Linked DNA regions of Homo sapiens: region 2 is linked to region 1. The links are chromatin loops, found by intact Hi-C in ENCODE. Cell type or tissue: IMR-90. All regions are shown on one strand.

Region 1 (2,500 bases):
GGGCCCAGGCACCCCACCCTCCACCTCTCTTTATTCCACCCCAGAACATCCTTAAAAGGTGAGGGGAGAAGGGTTCCCAGGTTCCCTTCACTCACTCCCTGTTTCCCAACAACAGCAGAATGTGACCCAGGAGAAAGTAGGACAAACTCAGCAGCTTGGTGATAGCTGAATAGCAGCTGAACGGAGAGTCAGGAATCCAGAATTCTGATCCCAGCTCTGCTCCTGCCACACTGGGTGGCCCTGGAACCCTTCCTGCCTTGACATTCACTCAAGGTGCACGGTAATCACCCATTGTTTGAAGCAATGGATGGGAAATGGAAGGGACCCTTCTGCCCAGCCTCAGTTATTTTTCTGCTCCCCCTCCTTCTCCCCTGCCCTTTCCTGATGCCCCATGCACCAGAGGAAATTCGGGGAGCCAGAGGCTGGACTAGGACTCTTTTAAGACCACCCTGTGTCACCAGTCTGGAGAAGACCAGAGAATGACCACTAATCCTGACCTAGGACCATCTGCCAGGTTTTGTTTTTGGTAACAACTGTGCTGTCTTCATCAACTGGCAGACCTGAGTCAGGAGAGTCAGGGAGCTCTCTCAGCATATCTTCAGAGCTTGCTGTCAGCACCCGGGAGTGGGGGCACGAGTCCAGAACTGGAGATGAGCTCAGACACTTACACTGAGAAAAATGCATCTAAAGTCACAGTGTTAACTCTTCACTTAACTCTAAGGCCAAGGAGCCCTGTCCAAGGTTTATAAATATGATCACAAAGTGCTGAAACTGAGAAGAGAAGGGCTGGTTCACATCATCAGGGAGTCCCCAGCCTCCTTCTAATAGCAGTTCTACAAGTACACAAGATGAAGTCATTTAACTCAGCCTTCAAAAGTTCCAGACGGTAATGTTTGTGAAATACTAGCCCTAACGCCAAATGTGAAGTGTGAAAATCACCCTTTCTGGGACCCCACAAAATGGGGACAGGCTCTTTCTTTCTTCCATAGAGGTAGAAAAGAGAATGAGCTACATCACCCATTTCCCCTCCCACTTTGGCATTCTAGGATACTACACTTTCCTGCACAGACCAGAAGAGGGCAGGCTGGTAGGCTATGGGCTGGTAAGTTTAAATACTTATCTGCAAAGATGCTTCTCAGTGTGGTTGTGAACGTCCTGAAGAACCTGGAAATTCCCTTCTGTCTCCTCTGTCCCAGGAACTTGCTGCTCTCTGTAAATAGACCCTGGACTGCTCAGAGGAGCCTGGCTTGATCCACAGTGACCCTTTCCCCTCGTTCTGTGGACCTAGAGTCATGATATTAATAAGGTGATGGAGGTTTCAAGGGACCTTTAGCTGACACCGTCTTAGAGGGTACAAAGGAAGGTATGGGCTTTGGGGCTAGAGAAACCTGGAGGAAACTGTGGCTCTCTCACTCCTACGTACTCAATGTGTGACTCAAAGTTAATTGTTTTTCTTTCTTTCTTTCTTTCTTTCTTTCTTTCTTTCTTTCTTTTTTTCTGGAGACAGGATCTCACTCTGTCACCCAGGCTGGAGTGCAGTGGCATGATCTCGGCTCACTGCAACCTCTGCCTCCTGGGTTCAAGTGATTCCCCTGCCTAAGCCTCCTAAGTAGCTGAGATTACAGATGTGTGCCACCACGCCCGGCTAACTTATTTTTTTTTTAGTAGTAGAGACGGGGTTTCACCATGTTGGCCAGACTGGTCTTGAACTCCTAACCTCAGGCAGTCCGCTGGCCTCAGCCTTCCAAAGTGCTGGGATTACAGGCATGAGCCACCACACCTGTCCAAAGTTAATGATTTTCAAAGCTTAGCCAGTGCCTGGCACACAGTACATGTTCCAAAAATTATTTTCACCACTCAATGATTTAAACTTTAAGTAAATCTGTGTGTGATATTTATGTTCCAGAAATATAAGCCATATTTATCCTGTAGCATTATATGTATATACCACAGTTAGGCAGCACTGATCAAATTAAAATCCCCTATCTTGATGAATGGAAAAGCAAAGTCTGGCTTATCCACATAAGGGAATCTACTCATCAATAAAAAGGAACAAACTATTAGTACATACTACAACATGGATGAACCTTACAAACATCATGCTGAGGGAAAGAAGCTAGGCTCAACAGAACACATATTGTATGATCTCATTTATACAAAATATCCAGAAAAGGAAAATCTACCGAGATGAGAAATAGATTTGTGGTTCCTGGGGTTATGGATGGGATGTGGATGAACAGTAAATGGGTATGAGAGATCTTACTGGGGTAACCGAACTGTTCCAAAACTGATTTATGGTGAAGGTTGTACAACTTGGTACATTTATTAAAAATCATTGAATGGGTGAGTTATATGACTTTTAAACTATGCCTCAATAAAATTGGATAGAACAGGAATTGAACTACTGAGACATGCAACAGGAAGTATGAGCCTCAGCTGGGCGCAGTGGCTCACACCTATAGTCCCAGCACTTTGGGAGGCCGAGGCGACCACTCGAGGT
Region 2 (2,500 bases), 300 kb after region 1:
GAGCTACTGTGCCTGGTCAAAAGCTCCTTTAGTAAGTAAAAATAAAAATGCTAAGCCAGGAGAAGACATTGTGTCATAGTATAATTGGCAGCATGTTTTTTTCTTTTTTAGTGGTGCATAAAGTCATGGTGACATCTTAGATTTAATGAAGTACAGCAGCTCAGCTCTATTATTTTAAAATTTAATTTAATTTTTTTGAGATAGAGTCTCGTTCTGTCCGGGCTGGAGTGCAGTGGCATGATCAAGGCTCACTGCAACCTTGACCTCCTAGGCTCAGGTGATCCTCCCATCTCAGCCTCCCGAGTAGCTGGGACTACAGGTGTGTGCCGCCATGCCTGACTAATTTTTTTTTTTTTGGTAGAGATGGGGGTCTCACTATGTTGCCTCGGCTGGTCTCGAACTCCTAGTCCAATTTTTTAGAGCAAGTTCAGAACTCCTGTGAGCCAGGAGCCTGACATCTCCAGGCCCCGTGGACCCTGTGTGGTGAGTAGGTTTCTTTACCTTTACACACGGGCAGGGGCCCGTTCCAGTGGGATGGCTGTCCCAGGATGCAGCGGATGGTCACTTCACCCATGAGCTCAAAGCCTTCGTAGCACATGAAGGTGAGGGACTCTCCTGGCAGGTAGAGTCGCTTGTACAGGATTTGGTATCCATTTTCAGGCAGCCCTGGGTTGTCACATGCCAGGGACTCCTCCGCTGAAATGCAAGCCAGAAGGAGCTCTGATGAGATGATGCAAATCTTTGGGGAGTCCTGCTCAGAACCCGTGTGATCTAGCTTTGGTCAGCCTCTCCAGCATCCTCTCTCTGCATCCCCACCTTGCATCAGACTGTTTTCTATTTCTCAAACTGTTCTTTCTGTCTTCCACCTCTGGGCACAGATTACATACAGGCAAGGTAGAATGAAGTTGGCTGAGGAATCAAGGTTAAAATATGAGTTCTGTTACTTGTTAGCTGTGTGATCGCCAGCAAGTGGCATAACCTTTCTGATCCTTAGTTTCCTCATTAGCATAACGACGATCAAAGTAATATCTATCTCCTAGGAATTTGGAGGACTAAAATAGGTAAGTAAGGAAATGCTTAAGATGTTTTGTTTTTGGCATGTCATACGTACTTAGTAAATGATGGACGGTGGTGGTGTTTAATTATGAAATCTTCTTCTTGCTTTTCACCTGACACCTAACCTGCGCATCCATTATGACTACGTCTTGTCTTTCAATACTCAATCTTCATTTCTCCTTCTCCAGGAAGCCTTCCTTGATGCCTCCTACCGTGAATTGAGTCGTCAGTCTTCTTAGTTTCTCCAGCACTGCATGCACTGTACTGTACTGAATTAGTTATCTGTTTCCCTCATTGGAGATGAGCCTATCAGAGCAAGCCTGAAGCTCAGGGCCTGGGAGCCTGGCAACAAAAGGCCTCAACTATTACAAATAAGCCCATACTGCCATCTGGTGACTGCTCTCTTCAGCTGCAGACACAAAGTACCCGGTAGCCTAAGACACCCAGGCTGGAGTGCAGTGGTGCAGCACGGCTCACTGCAGCCTTAACCTCCCAGGGTCAAGCAATTCCCCTGCTTAAGCCTTCTGAGTAGCTGGGACTATAGGCGTGTCCCGCCACACTCGGCTTTTTTTTTTTTTTTTTTTTTAAAGTAGAGACAGGGTCTTGCCATGCATCCCAAGCTGGTCTCAAACTCCTGGGCTCAAGCAATTCTCCTGCCACAGCCTCCCAAGGTGTTAGGATCACAGTATTTACTGGAGAGTTGAACCTGCAGGTTTAACCCATTCCAGGCCGCATGTGAGATCTAGTCCTTTTTCAGCACCTGGATGGAATGGACAGCCAGCAAATTGCTTCACACACAGGACTACAAATCCTAAAACATTCTAAACTTTATTATTTAAAAAATTTTAAATTGTAGTAAAATCTACATAACATAAAACTAACCATCTTAACCATTTTAAGTGTACAGTCCAGTAGGTTAGTGTACTTTTACATTGTTGGGCAACTTATGTCCAGAACTCTTTTCATCTTGCAAATCTTAAACTCTATATGCGTTAAACAACTTACCCTAGCCCCTGGGATCCACCATTCTACTTTCTGTCTCTATGAAGTTCACAGCTCTAGTTATCGCATGTAAGTGGAATCAGATAGTATTTGCCTTCTGTGACTGGCTTCTTTCTCTTAGCATAATGTCCTCAAGGTTCATCTAGGTTGCAAGATGTGTCAAAAATTTTCTTCCTTTTCAAGGCTAATATTCCATCGTAGGCAGGTGTCACACTTTGTTTTTCGTTCATCCATCGATGGACACTTGTGTCGCTTCCCCTTTTGGCTACTCTGAACAATACTGCTATGAACATGGGTGTACATGTTAAGCTATGCCCAGATTTCTGACCCACAGAAACTGTCAGATAATAAACGTGTTGTTTGAAGCGTCTCATTTTGCACGATGAATCTCAAGCATGCCTTCAAGACCCAGATTGCTCCCCAAAGGCATGAATTCTGTCCT

The links. Peaks named below come from ENCODE experiments on the same cell type or tissue, not always from the same donor. Only the 100,000 strongest peaks of a DNase experiment are listed, where the experiment ranks them.
Region 2: a loop joins it to region 1, with 30 times the contacts of the local background. A loop is called at or near these places in 14 of 110 quality-filtered maps.

What each region holds. Positions count from the first base shown.
Region 1 is chr22:26,664,241-26,666,740 of GRCh38, reverse strand. It overlaps MIAT (myocardial infarction associated transcript), which reads right to left. Exons shown (of 5, transcript NR_033320.3): 3 at 1-1,210. Among named protein-coding and RNA genes, the nearest start is that of MIATNB, 7.4 kb to the left of the region's middle. RefSeq lists an enhancer at 1,108-1,608. In IMR-90, a CTCF peak has its summit at 1,069 (motif pointing right); DNase peaks (open chromatin) are centred at 630 and 1,120; H3K27ac peaks cover 138 bases.
Region 2 is chr22:26,363,568-26,366,067 of GRCh38, reverse strand. SEZ6L (seizure related 6 homolog like) reads right to left here. Exons shown (of 17, transcript NM_021115.5): 13 at 502-696. Among named protein-coding and RNA genes, the nearest start is that of ASPHD2, 64 kb to the left of the region's middle. In IMR-90, a CTCF peak has its summit at 1,436 (motif pointing left); a DNase peak (open chromatin) is centred at 1,417.